3 separate regions of the Homo sapiens genome follow, and regions 1 and 2 are each linked to region 3. A link is a loop called in an ENCODE intact Hi-C map of the cell type or tissue named here. Cell type or tissue: heart right ventricle. All regions are shown on one strand. Each heading gives the region's core, and the rest is flanking DNA. Links, peaks and the distances in the headings are about the cores only.

The links. A loop is a pair of places that touch in the nucleus more often than their neighbours do. Peaks named below come from ENCODE experiments on the same cell type or tissue, not always from the same donor. Only the 100,000 strongest peaks of a DNase experiment are listed, where the experiment ranks them.
Region 1: it touches region 3 in a loop (2.0-fold over the local background); 12 of 110 quality-filtered maps call a loop at or near these places.
Region 2: a loop joins it to region 3, with 2.5 times the contacts of the local background. A loop is called at or near these places in 11 of 110 quality-filtered maps.

The regions. Positions count from the first base shown.
Region 1 is chr20:8,519,758-8,527,592 of GRCh38, forward strand. The region is part of intron 3 of PLCB1 (phospholipase C beta 1); the gene reads left to right. Among named protein-coding and RNA genes, the nearest start is that of PLCB1-IT1, 270 kb to the left of the region's middle. In heart right ventricle, for the core only: a CTCF peak has its summit at 4,129; no DNase peak of the experiment used is centred there.
Region 2 is chr20:8,537,768-8,545,602 of GRCh38, forward strand. The region is part of intron 3 of PLCB1 (phospholipase C beta 1); the gene reads left to right. Among named protein-coding and RNA genes, the nearest start is that of RNU105B, 290 kb to the right of the region's middle. In heart right ventricle, for the core only: no CTCF peak of the experiment used is centred there; a DNase peak (open chromatin) is centred at 4,461; H3K27ac peaks cover 2,466 bases.
Region 3 is chr20:8,715,234-8,723,068 of GRCh38, forward strand. PLCB1 (phospholipase C beta 1) reads left to right here. Exons shown (of 32, transcript NM_015192.4): 13 at 1,031-1,115; 14 at 2,438-2,615; 15 at 7,121-7,188. Among named protein-coding and RNA genes, the nearest start is that of RNU105B, 110 kb to the right of the region's middle. RefSeq lists silencers at 5,889-6,183, 7,185-7,234. In heart right ventricle, for the core only: no CTCF peak of the experiment used is centred there; a DNase peak (open chromatin) is centred at 3,198.

The DNA of each region.
Region 1 (7,835 bases), core at 2,023-6,022, 190 kb before region 3:
ATAAATTTTCTATGACCTATATACTGTCATTTTGCTTAATCATTTTAAGGCAATATGAGGACATCATGTATTAAATCCTGGAGAATTCTTAGTTTTCAGATTTCTTGTTGGATATTTCCTGATCAATAATGTGCAAAGGGAGATGATATTTGGGCCAGAACCATCAGTTTAAGCGTCTCTATATTATAAGAAATTCTGACTCAGGCTACTTAATGTAGTTTCTTTTTTAAAGCATGAATGCTTTAAAGTTCATGTTTTAGTCAAGAAGGAATTGCATTTTCTCAAACCTGGCAGGCCCAGAAAAAAGCTACTTAGAAAATCACACTTAGGTGACAGAATGATAAGAAAAGTCCCTTTAGGGGCCATTAGCACTTTGCCTGAAGAAAAACTGTTAGTGGTTCTTCCTAGCTTTTTAACTTACAGAAGCAGCACTGTTGGAAAGCTCTTGGTAAAAACAACAGAAGTAAAGCAGTTTATTTTGGAATCTCATGTTAGGAATTCCAGAATATCCCATTGGTTAATTTTAAGTTAGAGTCCTTATTATTGCAATTTCCATCATAATAGACATATTATATTTGTAATAGGTGGTGGGACAAAGACTAGAGTTTGGATATATCATAGAAATCTATATACCAAACTTTCATTAACTATTTTGCCAGTTAACCATGGCCAACTGATTTTTTTTTCTTTGTTCACCTCCTCCATAAAGTTAGATCTAAGATTCAAGTAACAACCTATGCACCTTTTTCTAACAGTACTTTATTAAAGTACAATTTACCTTTAGTAAAATGCACAAATGTTAAATGTACATCACACAGAACTTTAACAAATATACAAACTCATCTAACATCCAGATCAAGATATGGAATGTCACCCCAAAAATTCCATGTTGCCCTATTTTAGCTAACCACTCCACGACTAAAGGCAACTGCTATCCAATTTCTGTGGGTATAAATAACTTTTATTTCTTTTCAACTTCATATCAGTAGGACCATACAGTATGTAGTCTTTGGGGTCTGGCTTCTTTTACTCAAAATCTGTGCATTTTGAGGATTTCTGAAATATTAAGGATAGCCCAGGGCTTCTGCAAATGTCAGATGGACATACAACTCAATTTATATAAACACTGTGGGAAGTAAGCTAATATTTGTTAACCTGAAAGTTTCTGATTATCATGAAATGTCCCTAGGCAGGGACTATGTTGTTAGCTACACAATATCTAAGAAAACTATCCTAAGACAAATTAAATATAGAAATAAAATCACAGGCAATAGCAGATATATCTAAGCTTCTTATAGATAAGCTCATCCCAAGTACTCTTGAGGTGCAAAAAGAAAAGGCTAATTATAAATTATTCTTATCCATTTATTGAGGCTGTTCCCTTAAGGGCTAATTCTAGGTAATGCTTCATTAACCTTGTATCAGTTACTTGTTCTTGAATTTCAAAAATTCATTTTTTCCATAATTTTTATTAATTCAGTGAGGCCCTCCTTCTCATTTGTACAAATTAGTAAGATGTCAACCTACATGTGGAGTTCTGGAGATTCATCTTAAGACTTATAAAAGGGAAAAAAAAAAAAGAATAAGTAAAGGTATTGAGGGCCTACTACGTGCTGATGGCCAAGGTACTTTCACCTACATTAACAAATCAAATCATTTCAATAGGCCCTGTAGGGTGGCTCATGTCTGTAATCCCAGCACTTTGAGATGCTCAGGTGGGTGGATGGCTTGAGCCCAGGAGTTCAAGAACAGCCTGGGCAACATGGAGAAAACCAGTCTCTATAAAAAGTAGCAAAAATTAGCTGGGTGTGGTGGTGTGTGCCTTCCTCCCAGTTACTTGGGAGGCTGAGGTGGGAGAATCACTTAAGCTCAGGAAGTTGAGGCTGCAGTGAATTGTGATGGAGTGAGACTGCCTAAAAAAAATCCTTTCAATAAATTATGATTCACAGAATCCAATACATCCAATGATCCAATGGAATGCTAGTTCAAATACATTGGTACTTAAGCATGGACTGCATTCTAAAAGTTCACCTCTAACTCAGCTATTTTATCATAGAAACACAGATATATAACTAAACACCACTTTTTCAAGAAAAGGTAAAATTGTGAATTGCATTTCAACCACACAGAAACCAAACAAAGTTCGGGAGTGCAAACTATATTCTCCTTCTTTCTTAACATCAGATTTTTCCATTGTAGCAAATGTGATTAGGCAGGGCCTTGACTAAATCACTAGAACAGTGAGTGCTGACACTAAAGCTGGAAGCTAAAAATGCCTCCAGAAGATTGTCCTTGAGAGCCAAGAGTCACCTTCTCCTGTGATAGGCAGTCTGCTACTATCCCCATGCACCCTAAAGCTGGTATGCAAGGACTCTCTAATCCTGTGGTATGAAAATTCAGTCGCCTCACCTCAAGGCTAGACAGATACAGAGATGCAATGTAGGATCTGGAGCTCCCCTTGGATTGAACACACATCTTGCTTCCCTTCTTCCCTTACAAGCGTTTCCTGAGAGCCCTTCTTCAATAAATCATTTTCTAAGAATCTCTGTTACCTCCCCATCTCAGGCTCTGCTTCTAGGGGAAACCAATTTAATACACCCATTTTATCTATGACATCATCCTCATTCTGGCCTGTGGTTACGCTAACAATTTATCTTCTCCTGGAGTCCACTAAGAAGGACAAAAGCCATTCAGAATAGACCAATAAAATTCAAAGCCTAGTCTTCTTCCAGCACCCTATGATCTACACTTTCTCCCCAACTGACACACGTGGTCAAGCAGAATGCAACGCCCTTTTCTTGGAACCCAGAAAAGACAAATTAAGGAAAATGAGTTTGGAACAATGAAACAGTCTCCTGTGCAAATAAAGCAGACACTACCATTTTAAGTATGAATAATTGGAAAACAAGGCATTGAATAGTCTTAATTACAATAAGTATACGAAGCTTGCATTAGTCTTAATTACAATAAATATAAGAAGTTTTAAAACTAAGTGTTCTAAGCCACAAAAAAGTAAAATATGTCCTTGTTTGTACATTATTTCAAACATAGGAGGATAATTAAGATAAGAATGTGAAATAAAGGCTTATCTTTATTTAAGACTAATTTGTTGAGGCAAGAAAGTTGGTGGGGTGGGATGAGGCCCCTGCTTCTCAAATAAGGAAATCTTAAATTAAATCAATGCCAGTCAATTGCTGGGACATTTTAGTCAAACTGGGTGTAATGTGCTGGTTAAGCTATCAAATAAAATGTTGGCCATAGAGCATGATTCGTGGTCCTCAATGGAATCGGCAGTTGAGGATGAGATTGCTGTAGATGCTCATCATCCTCTACAGAAGTGATGAACTGAGAGCTTGTATCTTTGAAAGGGTCATATAATCCTTGGACAAAGGGGGTAGTAGGCCTGTTATCCCTGCTGCCTTTATTCATCCACCCATCTAAACAACCCTCCCCTCAGTGTTTACTGAATGCCAACTCTGTGCCAGGAACTAGTCTAGACACTAGGGATATAGTAGAAAGAGAATGTATACGGCTCAGGAAGTTGTGATTTAGTGAGGATTCAAAAGAAAGATTAGCAAGTCTTTGGAGCAAAAATTAGAGTCAAGAGGAAGTTTTGCAAATGATCCTGATCATAACAAATATGTGTGTGTGTGTGTGTGTGTGTGTGTGTGTATGGAGAGAGACGACAACAAATATATATATATTTGGCTCTCTCTCTCTCTCTCTCTCTCTCTCTCTCTATATATATATATATATATATATATGGAGAGAGACAACACCTCCAAAGAAAAGAGAAAAAAAGGAAAGCACATGACCGTGAACGAATCTAGCAGTATGAGAATTTGATTGAAAGTCTCAGGGAAGACCTGAGATATAGTGAATAGTTGGCCACAGATATGGTGTTAGTAGCAGACATCAGTTGGGTTACTGAACAACACTTTTAAACCCACTAAAAGGGGACAAATGGAATTTACTCAGAGCTTAGTATATTAAGGTTACTCAGATCATTGCGCATTGGGAGGGAAGAAGATGCTTGTGCATTGTCAGAGTTGAAAACTAGAGACTGTGTGCCTGAGAAATGCCCAGTGAGACACAGAGGAAGCAACTCCACGGATGCAGAAACCATGCCACCCAGAGGCCTGCATGGGGAGCGTGTGTTGTATGGAATCAACTGGGCGGAGTTAATACGTGAAATTTCACATTAACTAATTAATTAATTGGTTAATCAACTGATTGATTTTAAAATACCAAAAAGCTTCCAACAATCATTTCAAAATTTGATATATATGTTGAAAAATACAGCAACAAAACAAAGTATAAAATACAAACAAAATCTTAATTTATTTCAATGCTATGTATTAAAAGCCTTCATATCCAAAAAATAGCAAGATTGTTATTAAATACATTTACATACTCTAGTCAAAACTATAATATTCTATAAACTAACATTAGAGAAGATGCTTGAAGAAAAATAAACATTTAAAATACACCCATATGGCTTTAGGAATTCAGAAAATTCAATAAATCATGAAAAAAATGAACCTCCTGGGTTTTGTTTTGTTTTTTCCTTTGAGGGAGGGGAGGGGAACACTATGAGTTTTCTCTTTCTTTTTATTTTTTCAGTTTCTTTCTACAGGATACCTAAGCCTAGGTCAATTGTTTTTAATAACTTCGTTTTGCTAATCGGTCATGGCACTTGTTTCTCTCCTTAAATGCAAATTAGGATGAGAATAACCTTGTAAACGTGTCTTTGTCTTCTCAAGGTCATGTTTGGCCAACAGTATCAGTCAGGGTTTCTTTTTCCTTTTTTAAGCAGGCAGCCATGTTCTGATTAAATATTTATAAGTCTAGTTGAGTAAAGTTAAACGGAGCAGATGAGGCAATTAAGAAGTAAAACCAAGTGTCAAACTGCAGGGTCTCCTTAAATGATGCAAGACCTTGGGATCCTGACACTTTTCATTGACACTCTTTGTAAGCCAGAGTTGTTTTGTTTGTATGAAAAGTGGCAGTGCTGTCTAAGATTTACTGATCCCTGTTTAGAAGTCATCTAAAAATAATATCTGAGTAACTCAAACCCTCTCCATTTTCCCCAGAAATAGTTTTACTGTAGGGGTGAGATGTAGGAGAGGGAGGGAGCGTCTGTGTACTGCCACAGCTGGGAACATTACTGCACCTACTTCCTAGTGCCTTGCAGGCATCTTTGGGACTTGCTAAGAACCTTTGGAGAAGTGTAAGCAGAGGTTAATTGTTCAACCACCTGCTTTTAGAAAGATATAAATTTTATATATGTAAAATAATTTTTAAAATCATGATTAATAGCCTATATCCCTTCAGTTACTTTTACAAAGCCTTCCAATGTCCAGAAGGAAACTGCTGACAGTGACATTTATGGAGAAGGGGGAAAAAAAAAGTAATTTTTCAACTCAAATTGAAGGGCAGTGGATAGAGAGGGGAACATAAATTCATTATAAAATATCTTCTTAACCCATATATATAGCCAAAAAAAAAAAGGAGCTAATTGCAGACCAATTATGGAAAAAACCTGACCTTGGGAGAAAGGCATGCTATTTATTTATAATCAGTATTAAGGATTTAGAAGCATTTTCAAGGTTTGCATTTATTTGGGGTTGAAATGTCATAAATATCTGTCAGCATGGCAATATTCTAGTTAATTTGATTTTGGTGTTGATAAGGCCAAGTTCAAATAATCAATCTCAATTAGGCTGATTAATTTCACACTAAAAAACTGTACTGAGGGGACACAATTTACTTAAACCCTAATTGACCGTGTTGTGCCTTTGGGCACAGAGAGATCTTAAAAAGGAGAAATCAGGGAAATCACTATACACAAACACTGGAAAAACTGACTTAATTTTCTTGTTTTTACCAACAATTGGTTGTGTTGTTGTCAAATGGATAAAGTAGAACTTTAAAGAAAAATCAACTTTGTGCAGTCTCTTAAAAATACCTGAATGAAATGAAATAAAATTCATAAAATTCTATCCAACAATTGAAAAAAACAGCTTTTTTTTTTTTTGCTTGGAGGCTAGAGGATGATGATGAGTAGCTCTATTCTGTTAGCTCTTTCTGTAGCTCTATTCTGTTAAATTGTCATGACATTTGTTCAGCTCCTAAAAAATGAAAATTGGGATTGAAAATCAATTTTTAGTATTTTTTTTCCAAAGCATCAGCATACTTGAAGCCTGTGTTACTATGAATGGTTACCCTTAAAATGAAAGAATAGTTGTTACTTTTGGAGCGGGATAGTAACCAGGATAGGGCATATGAGTGGCTTATGAAACACACTAAATATCCTATATCATGATCAGCGGTGGAGATACCTGAGTATGTTAATTTTGTGAAACCTCATTGATTTACACGCTAATGATTTATGCACATACAATTTTACTTCCTTGATACTCTAATTTTTTAAGTTGTAAAAAGGAATTTATATTTAAAAAAAGGTTGGACTCCTATGTTCATTTCTATAAATGAAGCTGTCACACAGACCTGAAATTTTATTTGAGCACTGGCTCTATCATTTTCTTTTGATGATGATGTTTCTTTGATGTATGCATTTTTATCAAATATATCTAATTTGATGTTTCTTTGATGCATTTTTACCTAGCTTTTAACTGGGACCTGGTTTCTGTAGTGTAAAAATCTATTTGCAATTTCTAGTGTATTATACTATTTAATGCCTTCTTCTCATTTGGAACTAGAAAATCACTTGGGTTAAATGGTGTCCAGCTGCCTTCAGAGATAAGCCCTGGCTTTGACTTATTAATACATTTCCATCGGCCTTTCCTGGTAATAAACATTCTTACTGTCCTCCAATATGGTAAAATATTTAGCGTAAGAGTAGTCTTGGCTCACAGTATAGTTGTTGAATCCATGCTGTTTTTCAGTCATTGGCTGCTCTGTTCATTACATTCTATACAATTTTGTATACTGATGTCTTGGGGTTTTAATTGAATTTTAATGAAAAAATGGCCCGGATTAGCAGTAATATGGCCAGCTGTGGGCTGCAATGTTAATATGCACCTACTGTTTCAATTTGCTGGTAAAGCTGATAATGACTGAAGAGGGCAGCTAATGCAAAAAACTATGCCTGGCAATTACATCAAGTCAGGTTTTCACCCCTCATCTTTAGCAGCTTGCCTCCAGCTTTTAATAAAGAGCAGAGCAAAACAGGGCCAGTTCAAGCATCCTCTGATGTTTGTTTAGACTTTTCTCTGTTGACTGAGCATTTGTAATTTTAAAGGTCTGGTCTCTAGTGTAGTTATGGGCAGTGGTGTCAGACACATCTGGGTGATGCCAGACACACTTGAGTATGCATTCTTCAGCCATACTAGCCCTGTAAGATTTAGTAAGGTAATTTTATATCTTTTAGCTTCAGATTTCTTATACAGAAAAATGGGTATAATTGTATCTTTTTCTTGGATTATTAAAAAGATTAAATGAAATTATGGATATAAATTCCTTAAATAGCACCTAGTATCCATTTCTGAGCTCACCAAATGGTGACCATTATTTTTGTTAAATATGCTTCAGGTTTTCCCCATCAATATCAAAAATTAAGATTGGACTTGGAATAAAAGTTCTATTTTATATTTTAAATCTTACAAATGAAAATAAATAAACAGCATGGATTCAATAACTATACTGCGAGTCAAGACTACTCTTATTACACTGAATGTTTTACCATATTGGAAGACAGTAAGAATGTTGGTTGCCCAGGGAAGGCCAATGGAAAGGCAAGTCAAAGCCAGGGCTAGTAAAGTATATGATTTCACTTATATGAAGTATAAACACAAGTACAATCATTTTATGGG
Region 2 (7,835 bases), core at 2,023-6,022, 180 kb before region 3:
TCAGAATAGAGCAGTGACACCCAGAGGAAATTTGGAAATGTTTAGTAGTATAGTGTTTTATGCATTTTAAAATAAACAATAACTAATATTTTAATTGGAATTTTTTGAGAAAAGATACAAGCTACTTTCAACTGAAGAAAAGTGTCCCGAGCTAAAAAGACTACCTTTGCATCATCATAGACTGCTTGATAGAACAACTAAGGAAGTAAATGAAACGGAACTCACTAGAGGCCACCTGAATCATCAACAAATTAGTCAATCAGAAATGTTGACTAGAGTCCCTCTTTGATGAATAACAAAATTCTTATTCTGTTTCCAAATGTAAGAATAAATGACCAGGGCTGTTATTTGCTCTAGGGGATTAATATTCTGTACATTCAGTTAATCTTGCTTGTGATTAATCAGCAAATAGTCAAGACAATTGAAATATTCACATATCTTATGAAATAAAGAGATATTTGCAAATATCAACAAAAAAGGACATTATGTAAAAAATTCACTTATTAGAAGCATGTCAGTAGGCCACAAATTAACTAACCCTAAGCATTATTTTGCTTTCTTTGTAGCACATTCCCCTTATATGGTACTCTTTTCTGGGAAACATGGTCTTGCTCTGTTGCCCAGGCTGGAGTGCAGTGTTGCAACCATGGCTCACTGCAGGCTCAAGCTCCTGGGCTCAAATGATCCTCCCACCTCAAAAGCTTTTCTAGTAGCTAGGACCACAGGTTATGCCACACCTGGCTAATTTTTAAAAAATGTTTTGTAGAAATGGAGTCTCCCTATGTTGCCCACCCTTGTCTTGAGCTCCTGGGCTTAAGTGATCCTCCTGCCTTGGGCTACTAAAGTGTTGGGATTACAGGTATGAGCCACTGTGCCCAGCTGATAAGGTACTCTTTTATGTCAGACATATTAAACAACCCTATTTATTGATATCAAAGTACAATGCACCAATTCTGTGACCAGAAAATGAGACAATAAATAAAAACTATCTTAAACTTTCTATTCCCCATTTTATTTTTACAGCTAACTTTTTTTTTTTTTTTTGAGATGGAGTCCCACTGTGTCACCCAGGCTGGAGTGCAATGGTGCCATCTCTGCTCACTGCAACCTCTGCCTCCCGGGTTCAAGTGGTTCTCCTGCCTCAGCCTTCTGAGTAGCTGGGATTACAGGCGCCTGCCACCACGCCAGCTAATTTTTGTATTTTCAGTAGAGACAGGGTTTCACTGTCTCAGGCTGGTCCTGAACTCCTGACCTCAGGATCCACCCGCCTCAGACTCTCAAAGTGCTGGGGTTACAGGCATGAGCCACTGTGCCTGGCCTACAGCTAACTCCTTAACTACCCCTCTCCTTAAAAAAGTAATCAAATATTTTCATCGTGCCCTTAATTCTCATTTTCAGTTTGTCATAGCTGTAGAATAAATGGAACTTAGGATTAATACAGAACAATTTCTTCAGTTACTTACTCTATATGACAAATGGAACCAGTTATATGAATGCTAAGACCTAGTATCTTGAAGACTCTCAAGTAAAAAAATGCTCTGGGGAAAATAATTTAAAACCATTTGTCTCTGGTTTTGACACACTTCAAACAAACTTGTACAATATATTTTCCCAACCTGAACATATTCATTCATTCAAGGACAGATCAGTCACCCAATGGACATATATTTAGCAATGATTCTATGTGTAATCATGATTCTGGGAACATAGAATTAAAGATGATTAACAAGTTAAAACGTCTCCCTTTGAGGTCGGGAAATATTCACCTGACTTTACTGTTATACTGTTTTATCCCCCAGTGCCTAATATTATGCTTGGAACAGGGTAGATACTTGCCTCTTTTCTTTATTTTCTTTCTTTCTTTCTTTCTTTCTTTCTTTCTTTCTTTCTTTCTTTCTTTCTTTCTTTCTTTCTTTCTTTTTCTTTTTCCTTCCTTCCTTCCTTTCTTTTCCTTTCCCTTCCTTTCTTCTTTCTCTTTTTTCTGTCCTCTTTCCTTCCTTCTTTCCTTCCTTCCTTCCTTCCTTTCTCTCTTCCATTTGTTGTTCTTTGTTTTTTTGTTATTTAAATAAGTAACATTAATAAAACACACTGGTGGAAATAAACAGAAGTGAGAACATAAACAGCTTAGGTGACTGGGATTTAAGCATATGGCTTTCTATGTCTTAGCAACCCTCATGTGGTTGGAGGTTGTCAGTCTTATTCCCCATTTGACCTCCAGCATTAGCCCAGAGGCTGGACAAAAGAAGTAATCAATTAATAATTGATATCAAAATAAATGATTCAGTGTCTTTTCAACATAGGACAACACAGTCAGTGAGGCTAACAAGAATGATATCAATTTTTCAAGATGTTAAATGCTACACATTATACTATACTAAAGAAAAAAGAAAGTTTGCATCACTTTTTTTTCATTTATCTGGAAAATTTATTTATATTGAAGTTCTCATTTAGTTTTGGTGCCTGATGAATGAGCTATTACTTGATATTCTCTTGCTTTCTCAATAACCATCTCATCTAGAAAGCAGGGTGGGACTTCTCTTTTTTTTACTTTTCTGACGTGGTGAAGCGTCTATCAGAACATCTTTCCTCTCATTGGCAGCTCACTACGCAGCTTGCAAAGGTTCACAGGTGGCTGAAACCCAACCCAGTTGTAAATCACAACATGGGTACATCTTGCATATTTTAGAAGACAGAAAAGAAAATACCTTGTCAGCCAGCAATCAGAAGCACATTATATCTCAGAAAGTCTGCCCCTTGTGCCTGTCAGCCTGAATGGGACCTTTCACACAAACCTTCCTGCCAATTCACTTAGAGCAGCCAGACAACTCCCTCCCTCCCATCTTTCAAATTACTCCACATGTCTAAGTTTTCCTTTAAAATGTTTCCAAACCACTGGAGCACACCTCTCATCACAGACCCCCATTGATGAGAGACAGGATTAAGGTTATGTCAGATATAACTGATGATTAGAGTTATTTCCACCTTCTCCACAGTTGTTGACAGACAGCAAATAAAGGCAACATTGTTAGACCTACAATTGATCTATTGAAGTTAGGACTTATTTCTTGACTCCTGAAAATACAACCTTCTACCAGGGCTATTCTAAGCCAGTGATTTAGAGCCCTGATGCCCTGTATTTATTTATTTTTTTTACTAATTTTTCCACTGCTATGCAATGAGGCATATCATTATTATTATTGTAACCGCCTGGCTCTCAGTGGCATGTGCACAAACACCCAGAAAGTAAAGGCATACAGAAGCCTCCGTTAACGTTGAGAAGGGACAGACACCATAATTGTTTTCCACTGTTCCTTCCATTTTAAACAGTGGGGATCTTACCTATGTTAAGCATTTCTAGGTGAAGCATAGACTGCTTAAGAGCTGTATGAGTAGAAATTAGGAATTTAGGCTTCAGATCCAACCCCACCTGGGTTGGTATTTGGGTTTCAACATATAGTAGCTTTGTAACTGCTGGTGTGCCACTAATGCTCTCCAAATATTAAGGAAGGCTTTGAATGCTATTCCAAGATGTTTAGGCTTTCTTCCACAGGCAGAAGAGAGCCTTTGAAAGCCTTGGAGCAGATGAGTAACATAGTAGAAAAAAATACTTCGAGATAACTTGCAAAGAGGAGTTGTCAATCTCCAGGATTTGCTCAGCTCCATTCTCCTTCTGGGCACATGGAAGTTCTCTGTGTCTGGCACTGCATTGGTTCTCCAAATCTCACAAACAGTGCACTGAATGACTGTGATGATTGAATAATTGACCAAGAAACCCAGATAATGAAAGGAAGAAAGAGAAAGAAAGAAAGAAAGAAAGAAAGAAAGAAAGAAAGAAAGAAAGGAAGGAAGATAGTAATGAAATGTGGGCATGGTTGACTAATGTATGAGAGTTCATCAGATGTATAACTTACTTTTCTTTTGAATAATTTGTATTTATTTATTGAGCATTACCTGGATAAAATACATAACTAGTTCCATGCTTCACTTAATGGTTTAATTATCAAGAAGTTTTGAATCAATACTGACCTGCAAGCAATGTCTCAAATCTGGAAGCTACCAAGAATTCTGAGATCCAAGTTTTCTTTCAAACTTCCCTCCCTTTTGCATTTTGAAGTGGTAGTACAATTTGGATCAGATAAAGAGGAACAAGGTGGTTTCAGCTAGCTGCAGAACACAGATATGACTTCATTACCCAGCTGTTAGTAATTTTCCTCCCAGTCGGAGGCAGAATTTTGAATAGACTGAAAACATGTTTGTGCAGGGTTCTAAGATGCTACATGAATTCAGATGTTCATTCATTTAATTCATATAATAGCCTCAGATGATATCTTTCTTTCTCACCACAAGGCTATGCTTTGTCTAAATGGCCAGGTAAACATCCCAGAAGTGAGTGGTCCCTGAAGTGGTCCGTGAACCGATTTCCACGACCGGTTCTTTCCTACGTGTGAACCGTGCTCTGCTGCAATCTACTAGTGCCTCGGGCATTCCTGCGGCCTTTGTCTAAGCAGAAAGGGTAGAACTTCCTGAACACTAATAAAGGAAACATAAAAGCAGAGGTCAGCTGGAAGATTGGCAATAGGCTAATGAAACTGACAGTCATTTTTGACCATTTTAAACAATAAGTTTGTTGCCCCTACATCCTCCACATTAGCTGCCCAGTCTTGTCAAGTGACACACGGGATATTATGTTGAATTTTTAAGGTGCTTCTTGGCTGTGAATATGGCCTGGGATCTTTCTTTCCTTTTAATAATACTTAGCACATAATTGTTCTGAAATCACATGTTGGAAAAGCTCTTGACTAGAAATGTTGAGAGCGGGGGAGAAAAAGAACAGCACTTAAGAAAAGAATGGAAAAGTTTCAGTGACATTTGCAAAATTGCTTTTCCTTCTGATTTGGTTGGGAAAATTATTTTTCAGACTCTAGGGAATTATTGTTTCTCACACACTTCATATAAGAATATATTTCAAGCCAGAAAGGACCTTAGAGGTGGTGCTCAGTGTCCTTCGTTCAGATCAGGGAAGGAAACTGAAGCCGAGGGACGTTAATTGAATTGCCTCTGTTGTGGCTGCAAAGTCAGCCAGTGAAAACAAAAATTCTCTAGGAAGCCAGCTTTGTTTCCTTATATTTAAAAGTCATTCACTCATGTATTCATTTGGCCACAGACTATGTATTGCACAGCTATTAATATTATGTGGCAGGCCATATCAAGGCATGGAGAATACAGTGGTAAACAGAACAGATCAAACCTCTGCCCTTATGTTGGTGATAAATGCTCTAGCACCTTGGTAATCAAAATACCTCCGTATTAGCAGTTTATCGGAAATGCAGAATCTCAGGCCCCACCCCAGATCTATTGGATCAGAATATCCTTTAAACAACATCCTCCTGGAGTTTCATATGCATTTTCAAGTTGAGAAGAAATAGATAAAAAAATAAGTAAAATAAGGAAAATAGGAAGAGTTTGGGGAGCTTAATGGGAGATTATGTAAGAGAGATATGTGGAGGTCAAATGCCCAGGGCTCTGTGGGTTATTTGAAGGACGTGGGCTTTTGCTCTGAGTGGGGTGGCAAAACTGGAGAGGATTTTGAGACAAGGCATGGTGTAATGTGACTAAGTATAAATTCTATGTAGCACAGCCTTAAATGTTAGAGAGGTAGAAAACAGATCAGTGGCGGCCTGGCAACAGGGGATAGGCCACAAAAGGGCACAAGAAACTTTTAAGGGTAATAGAAATATTCTGTACCTTGATGGTAATGGAATTACACTCATGTATATATTTGTCAAAACTCATCTATTGGTGCACTTAGAATGAATGCATTTCGTTATTTGTAAACTACTTCCAAAGAGTTCCAAAAAAAAAAAAAAACCTGTTGGACACATCTGATACGGTTTGGCTGTGCCGTCACCCAAATCATCTTGAATTGTAGCTCCCGTAATCCCTGTGTGTCATGGGAGGGACCTTGGGGGTGGTGATTAGATTATGGGGGCAGTTCCCCCATGCTGTTCTCGTGATAGTGAGTGACTTCTCACAAGATCTGATGGTTTTAATAAGGGGGCTCATTCTCATTCTCGCTCCTGCTGCACTGTGAAGAGGGACCTTCCACCATGATTGTAAGTTTCCTGAGGCCTCCCCAGCCATACAGAAATGTGAGTCAATTAAACCTCTTTCCTTTATAAATTACTCAGTCTTGGGTATTCTTCATAGCAGTGTGAGAATGGACTAATATACAACATCATAACCAGGATATAACTTAAATTGTGTAAAAGAAATAAGCAGGATCACCTCCTTATGTGGGTACTATGCTCACAACCTGGGTGACAGGTTCAATCACACCCCAAACCTCAGCATCACGCAGTATACCTCTGTAACAAACCTGCAGATGTACCTCGGGTTCTAAAGTAAAAGTTGAAAATTTAAAAAAAAGGCAGATGAGAGAACAGCTGTTGCAAAGAGTATCAGTTGAAACCAAATTTCTCTCTAAGCCAGAAGAATAGTGGGTATGTGAGCATGTGCAAGATTTTGCACTGCAAAAGATCATTTCAGGAGTCCAGAACACTTGAGAATATGCAGAATAACAGTGGAGAATTCAAAGTGATACCGAAATGCAAAAGCACACTAGGTCAGGATTTATGAGATAGATTCTATTTTTGCCTCACTTCTACTACTGCCTAACTTTGTGACCTTGGACAAGTCATGTATTGTTCTTGGGAATACAATTTTCTTCTCTTTCAAGTGGCAATCAGAGCACCTGTTTCCACATTGCTATGTGGGGGTCAAGTGCAATGTGAATGCTGGAAAAGTGCTTTGAAAATGAGAAGGCACTGCGTATGTGTAAGGACTGCTAAAATGGCCTTTTCCAAGATGCATTCACATCAGTGACGCCAAGAAGTTGGAAAGGACACCAATTATTAGATGTTTCTGACACTGCCTTAACTTCAGGGCATGTGCAAGTTTTCCTGATGTGCATGTGAAACTGTGTCTATTACATATGCTGAAGTTTTCCCCCAAATGGGACCAGCACCCACATGTCTGATATATTCCTTAGGTAGAGCCATTCTTCTCAATAAAACACAAAATAGTGAAATACAGAAATGTCTGATTTGTAAAGAGAGGGTATCTGTAACAAAATTGAAAGTCACAGATTTGATATCTACTTTTACATTCTTGTATCCAGTAACATTTTTTTGAGCATCTGCTACTGAGTGAAGCATGGAAGGATACACAAAGATGAATAAAACACAGTCTTTATTGTCAAGGAGATGACAGTCTAGAAGAATGGATAAGATGTGTCTAAAAGTAACTTGAATGCAAAGCCATATGTGGAAACTATAAGACAAAAATTAACGCAATGGAGTTAGATAGGGGGAAAAATAAACACTTGTCTCTCGGAAACCTTCCTGAGAAAAGTGGTGTTTGAAGTGAGCATTAAGAATAGATTAAGTCATGTCATAGAATCAGGAAAATACAAGGCATTTCTGGAATGATGTGGTGGCCTGTTTGGCTGGGAGACAGCTTATGTTTGGGGCACTAGTGTGATATGGAAGAGGAGGCTAAAGAAGGTTAATTGAAGACAGGACCATGGAAGGTTTTCCATGCTAGCCTTTCTAGGCTGGAAATGGAAAACCACTGGAGGTTTCTGAGCAGAAGCGTCGTATGACTCAAAGTGTGTCAGCGGAAGAGGACTTTGGCAGCTCTGTTGAGTATGCACTAATGTTGGGACAGACCAGTGGTAGGAAGGCCAATTAAAAACTAAATGCAATGATTTAGGGGAGAGAAAATGAGGATTTCAACTAGTGTAGTAGATTATAGGTTTGGACAGATATGAATGAATA
Region 3 (7,835 bases), core at 1,479-5,478:
AAAAAAAATTATTGCTTTTTGAAAGGTCAAGGGAAGCAGTAGCATTGAAACAATATGAATGTTCCCCTATATCAGCTGTGTTTACAAGTTACTGGGCGTAGGATTTGTCTAGTCTAGCTGGCGGACGCCGCCTTGTAACAGTGGAATCATCTTACATTTGCCCTGCTCTTTTAATGTTTCAAAGGCGTTTGCATCCATTACTTCATTTCATCTTCTCAGCACCCTCTGTCCCTTTCCAAGAACGGTTATTATTCTCCTCATTTTATAGACCCAGAGTGGTTCAGACCCTGTCGCTCAGCTCAGCAAACCCTGCAGTGCCAGCCTTTTTCCATTATACCAGGTCCCTACTGGCAATATATTCAGAATGATACCACCTTTGCTATTCTGTTATGTATATATGAGTTGCACACACCTTTCCCCAAGGTGCCTGCTACTTTTATCTTTCCTCCAGGACCCCCTCCCCAAGTGGACACACTGTTTGCCTGTCTGCCCTTTTCTACATTTTGAGATTCTCTCCCTCTCTTTTTCTCTCTCCGTTGTCTCTCTTTCCCTATTCAGCTCCCTCCCTGCCATCCTTCCTTATCTATCCTCTTTCATCTCCTCATAAACACTCCTTTGCAGCAGTGGTTTACAAATTTCACTTGATAATTTACATGGAAATATGAAAGGGTTCTTTCTCCAAGTGTCTTGCAATTGACTTGGAATCAGCGAGTTAAACAAAAGGGACTGAGCCTCTAACTCTGGGAATTTCAAGGCTCCAGTTACAGCAAATGACATGCTGTCCCCTCCACCTATGTCTATGCAGGTCTGCCTTGGGAACCACCTCACACATCAGTGCCTTCGCTGTCCATCTGTGTATGTTATTCAAATTCACATAAGTTAAGATAAAGATCCAGGATGATAAAAACCAATCCTGATGGGTGGGATTAGAGAATTACTTCTTTCTGTAGTTAATAACACAAAGCAATCCTGTTCAGGTTCTTTGGATAAGCCTCCCTACTTTCCTTCTTCTGTTCTTGTTCTCCCTTAGCCCAAAGCAGCAAGCCAAGATGGCGGAGTACTGCCGACTGATCTTTGGGGATGCCCTTCTCATGGAGCCCCTGGAAAAATATCCAGTAAGCAGTTCTGATGTTTGTCCTTGAAGGAATGTATGCATTATTGATGAATGAGGTTGAGGGAAAACTTACTTCCTTTTCATATTTATGTTTCTTGGTAAGATTAATGCAGTTGGTGATGAAATCTTTGACAAGGAGGATACCAGCAATGGGCCCCACTAAGGGTAGAGGAATGCCTCTGCACTCTTCCTCTTCCCACACTCTTCTCTCTCGCTGGCTGCCTGATGAAACTCAATCAAGAGTGCAGATTTCCCAACAATTACAATCAGCCCATAGAGACAGTCCAAGAGGACAGGCCTCTGCTCACTCCCAGGGAACCTCGTCACACCTCTTTGAGATGAATGGATTGGCAAAACAGGACACTGCAGGTGGCACAATGTCTTCTTGGCCTGTCCCTGCTGGCTGTTCTCTATTTCCTTGGATGCACCTTTTGGTGTGGCACAACTCAGGTCGCCCATTGCATTGATGATATCTCTGCTTTGGGAAGGAAAGCAGCAGAAATATCCTAAAGTAGCATTTTCCTTCCCGCACCCTTTTGCCCAATCTCCATGCATTTGTAAGTGAGTTTATACCAGTCCCTCCGCTCATTGCAAGCCAAGAATAGAGGACTAACTTAGGCATTCTATAGATTTTCTTAAAGTAACCTATCTTGTGGCTTGCACACATGCTCTCTGATACAATATCTAATGACCCCCTCATGGGAAATTGATTTTCCCGTTAGATGTACAAACTTGAAACAGTCAAAATAAGGCTTGCAAATGTGGTAGCTTGAATCTTAGGGCTGGGAGGAAATCTGAAGCCACCTCATCCACTTCTGTTGATGCCAGGGACGTGCAGCTAAACTACCTAGTACCAGGATGGGGATTTTGCTGATTTTAAGGGGCATCTGAAAAAATGATTTCATGGGCTCACCTGGAAGCTTCTGCCCGTCTTTACCAACTCCTCCTGGCAGATGCCTGGCTTCCCTCCTTCAAAAATTCAGGCCAGGGCCTTCTTATCTGTCCTAAATCAAGATGATTGGGTTTCTATGTTCCATTGGAAAATTCATAAATGTTCAGATTTAGTACATCAAATCTACCAGTACATTTCTATGGTCTTCTTCATGTAGAATATGTTGAAAAAAAAAGTATAGTAATGAAAATATATCTTTGATATAAAAAAAAATTAGCTCCCATGTAAGATACACTAAGAGTTTAATGAGCAGTGTTGAAGGTAGGGAAGAAGTCTAGACATTTGGTATCCACAGCTGATCTGGGGGTCTGGGGAGGGGATCTGAAAGAGGGAGCAGTATTTTTAAAGAATATGCCTTTCATTTCTATTAGCTGGAATCTGGAGTTCCTCTTCCAAGCCCTATGGATTTAATGTATAAAATTTTGGTGAAAAATAAGAAGAAATCACACAAGTCATCAGAAGGAAGCGGCAAAAAGAAGCTCTCAGAACAAGCCTCCAACACCTACAGTGACTCCTCCAGCATGTTCGAGCCCTCATCCCCAGGAGCCGGTGAGGGGCTGGTGGGCTCTCCCCGTCATGTTTTGTGTTGGTTTAAGAATTGCTGCTCTGGGCTGTGCGTGGTGGCTCATGCCTGTAATACTACTACTTTTGGAGGCTGAGGCAGGTGGATTATGAGGTCAGGAGTTCGAGACCATCCTGGCCAACATGGTGAAACCCCGTGTCTTTGGTGGCCAACATGGTGAAATCCTGTCTCTTGCAAAAATACAAAAATTATCTGGGCATAGTGGCACGTACCTGTAGTCCCAGCTACTCGGGAGGCTGAGGCAGGAGAATCGCTTGAACCTAGGAGGCAGATGTTGCAGTAAGACAAGATCCAGCCACTGCACTCCAGCCTGGTGACAGAGTGAGACTCCGTCTCAAAAAAAAAAGAATTTGCTGCTCTGAAATTAGCTTAGAAGGACTTTGAACATTCCTATTTCTGCACAGTTTTGAACTACTGGTTTTCTCTTGCTGCTACAAACTTAGCGGCTTAAACCAGCACAAATGTATTATCCTCTAGTCCTGTAAGTCAGGAAGCCCCCTGGGTTTCACTGGGCTACACTCCAGGTGTCAGCCGGGCTGTGTTCCTTCCTGGAGGCGCTAAGGGAGAAGCTGTTTCCTTGCTTTTTCCAGCTTCTAGAGGCCACCCACATTCGTTGGCTTGGGGCTCCTTCCAGCTTCAAAGCCAGCAAGGCTGCATTTCACTAACCTTTCTCCTGTGGTCACATCTCCCTCTGACCACAGGCAGGAAATGTCCTCTGCTGGCAAGAACTCAAGTCATTACATTGGATCCATCCAGATAATCCAGGATAATTGCTCCCATGTCAAGGTCTTTAACTCCATCTCACCTGCAATGTCCCTTTTATCATGCAAGCTAACATATTCATGGAGCAGAGACATCTCTGGGAGGTCATTATTCTGGCTACCATGTAAGCCAAATAGTCTTCAGAGTGACCATATGACTTTAAGCTTCATAATGGGAAATATTAACTATAGAACTGAGCACTGGATGCATTGTCATTGATGATATGCTGAAGAGTTCTGGGCATTTCAATTTTTTCATGTTTTAAAGAACTTTTTAAAATCTGTGACATGGCAAAATTACTTAAATTATCTTTTGAAGCTCCTAGAGGATGCCTAATATCATTTCTTTTCCTTTTAAATTAAGGGTGAAATAGATTGCTGTGGTTGATGAGAAAAGAATTCAGTGGCACTCATTTCCTTGGGATTATTTGTCATTTAGTCTGATTTATCTTCCAAGTTCAGTCAGAAGCTTGGCAATCTGAAAATCGCATTATAGACATCTCCTGATTGCAGGGTGATTAAGTGGAAGAAACTTTTAAGCTTGACTGTAGGAAGTTTTTCAGTTATAAGTTAAACATAGGAACAATCAATTGGAAAACTACTTAGCAGTGTCTACAAAAGCTGAATATATGCACTCCCTGTACCTCGGGAGTTCCATTCCTAGGTATATGCTTGCTAAAGATGTGTATTTAGGTTTACCAAGAGACACGTACAAGAATTGCTTAAAGCAGAGGTATTCAGAATAGCCAAATACTGGACACCAAATACTCGTCAACAGATAAATGAATTATGGTATATTCACACAAAGAAAGAATATGCAGCCATGAGAATAATCTATAACTAAATGAAAACTATGGATGAATCACTATAAATAAACATAATATTGAGCAAAGGAAGTCAGGTACACAAAAACTACATACTGTATGATTTAACCTATATAACACACAAAAACAGGCAAAACTAATTTATGCTATTTATTAGAAGTCAGGATAATGGGTTCCCTTGGAAGAAAAGCAACCAGCAGGGAGCCCAAGAGCCTTCTAGAGATTGGTTATATTTTGTTTCTTGATCTGGATATCATTTACTCAGACACGTTTATTTGGTGAAAATTCTTTGCACTGTGGACTTACGACGTGTACTTTTCTGTACGCCTGTTATACATCAGTTATAAGATTTTAAAATAATTAAAATATAAACTCTAGGACAATCAGGGTTAAAAAAAAGTAGCCTGAGACTCTGATTTATCTTTTCTTCTATTTTTCTGTCTCAATTGCCTGTTTTTTTATTGTTTCGATTAAAATCTTTATCAACAGACGTTATATAATTCTTTGAAAGGGTTTTGTCCTGTAGCTTTTGAATGTGTACTTTCATCATTATTGTGCATGTCTTTCAACATTTTTTCAAAAATAATTTCTGTACTCAGTAAAAATGTTCTCTTTGAAGTTTGGAAGTGAGTATCATTAACAGGCCTTTCATTCACACCTATTTCCTAACACAACTCTATCCGTTGAATGATAGCAAGCAAACCTTGTCTTCCTTTGCATGTGGGTGCTTGTGTTTTTTACCATCTGCCTTTCCCACTACCAGTTCTCTGCCTCTTATTAACAGGATGCATAACACAAATGACGATTTTTACAGGCAGTGAACATTATTGCTTAATATAGAGAAAGGGCAACAATCTGTTAGTTATTCAGTAGATTTCCTAAGCTAGCCCTGTTGTCTATTATGCAATCAGTGGAAACTTTTGGACATTTTAATATGTAGGTACCTGAATAAAGAGCACCGCTAATTTACCATTTGGTTCGTAGATGTTCACAGTACTGGGAACTCAAGTAACTTGAAAAACGTGACAGGTATTGTATTTCAAAGCTAGTTTACTTATCATGGCCCCTGTTGGCCAGATGCCTCTTGCAGGATTCAGCCCTTTGCTAGTAGACTTGTCCTAAGGAACTAGGGTAACCTAAGATATTTTTTATAGTTCAACAAGATTCCCCCAACATCCCTCCAAAGATTTACAGGAGAAAAATCAGGTTTCTGCTTTTTACAGTAAAGAAAGACAAATTCTTTCTTTCCCACAGACACTAAAGAATGACCTGATTGGCTATTTGAAATGACTGCGAATTGTTGGGTCCCATGAAGTATTTTATAGAAAGCTCTGCCAAACAATTTTTTAATTATTTAATTAAAAGAATCCCCTCTCTGATTTTTTTTTTTTAAAAAAAAAAGGTAATAAGAACTTGGGACAAAAATTTCATTATAAAAATGCTTAAGTGGCAATACCCTAAAAGAATGTGTCTCTAATATTGTAGTAAGATACGTTTTCTATCCAAAATATAATCGATTCACCTTATTAACTAACACAATATCAGCATTATAAAGTGGTTGTATGTGGCTTTCCTTAATAAACAATCCAATACATAAAAACCCTTGCTGGTCCCAGAAATCTTTTTTCCCCTGGAGATTTTTAAGCAATACTTTTTTCACTACTGTCATTCAGTAATTGAACTGTGTCAGCCAAATGAAAACTTTTATAAGCTTCTCAGAGGACAGTGCAGTGGTACTGTCTCCATTTATATAAATCGAGTAGGGCAGCTAACTTTCAGAAGGCTGGCAGTGGGCAGGGGTGCAAGTTACTTCATTGTTGAACCATTATTGCCATCTATTGGGCTCATCGTGCTATTGCATTGTGTGAGCCCTGAAAGATAGTAGTTAAATCAATTTAGAACTTTCGAACCATTTAGAACAACCTCGCTGACTTTTTACTTGAAAATCTTTTTTATATAACGGATATTTCTGGGTCTGACTGAAGCCCATAGCTATGGAAGAATGTAATGCTTCATACTGATATGAATATTTAACCTAGCAGAAATGTCCATTAATTCTTCAGGGGAAAAACAATTCATTTAAATGAGTGTATATTGGCTACATATGAAGCTGAATTATTTCTGATGGAGTTAGATTTCCAATCATGCTGATATTTAAGGACTTACCCATGTTATCCTGCCCTCTTAAAAATAATATCAGCATTTTCTACGATATGCACTTCGTTGTGATGACAATACATCCATCAAATAAGCTTGCAGACAAATCATAGGATAAAGTTGGCCCTTCACGATTTTTATGTAGTGACTTTGCTGCCAAAGCCCCAGAGTTCCTGCCCCAGCTCCTAACTTCTTTGACTTCTGCAAGGTCCTCTCTGGCCTTGGGAAAAATGTCAACACAAGATCACTGAGCTATGTGCTGGCCACGCATTGCATGGAAGAGTCGCGGCTTGGGAAAGGAGGGAAAGATGAAGGAGGGATAGATAGTATATCTGTTTTCGGGGTCATAGAGACCCTGAGAGAGTGTTTGTATATCAAAATAGAATACATGTACCATAGAAAGCAAACTGTATTAAATGCCAGCAAACTGTTTTCAATGCCACGTGTTTAAAAACATATAGAGAAAAAATATTGACACGCATTTTTTAATAGAATTTTGAAATTTTAAGTGCTATTTATTAACAAATCCAGTTTAGGAAAAAATCTATATTCAAAATGTCAGTATAATTTTCTATAACGAATAAAATTTAAATCCTTGAAAAAAATAATTTTAAACAGCCCAACTTCCAAGGAAATCTGTAATTGATTTTAGGTAAAATATGTGTTACAAATGCTGTAAAGCTAAATGTTGAAATGGTGACATGATGATCTGTTATTAAAATTTGACAGGAGAAGCTGATACGGAAAGTGACGACGACGATGATGATGATGACTGTAAAAAATCTTCAATGGATGAGGTGGGTACTTAGGGCTTCTGGTCCCTAAGGCATTCCACCACCCTGTACTCTCCTGGGTCTGTCTCATGGTCACTTTCTGCCATCTAGTGGCAAAAAGTAGATTTGTGCCTTCCAATTGCCAGCTTCAATTTTTGAGGCAATTAAATGGCTTATGAAATGTTCCACAATCCGGAGAAGATATGGCGTTTAGAAAAATGATCAGAACTGTGACATTCATTGCATTGTTTTAATTTTGGAACACTAGAGCTACCTATTTATATAAACTTAGGCATCCCGAGTAACTTGATTAGCTCAAAAATATTAATTGCACAGAACCTAGAAGAGAATCAGAAGCAGATCAACTGGAATTTTAGAATTTTGTCTTACCAAAAGTTTATACTGAAACAATCTGGGCAACAGAGAGAGACCTCACGCCTTTAAAAAAACAAGTTAAAATGAAAGATAAAACACATCCAGGTGCAGTGGTGTACACCTGTAGTTCCAGCTACTAGGGAGGCTGAGGCAGGAGGATGGCTTGAGTCCAAAAATTTGAAGCTGCAGTGAGCTATGATCACACCACTGTGCTCCAGCTTAGAAAACAGAGCAAGACACTGTCTCTCTTTAAAAATACGTATTTTAAAGTTTATATTGAATCTGCTTTCAAATTT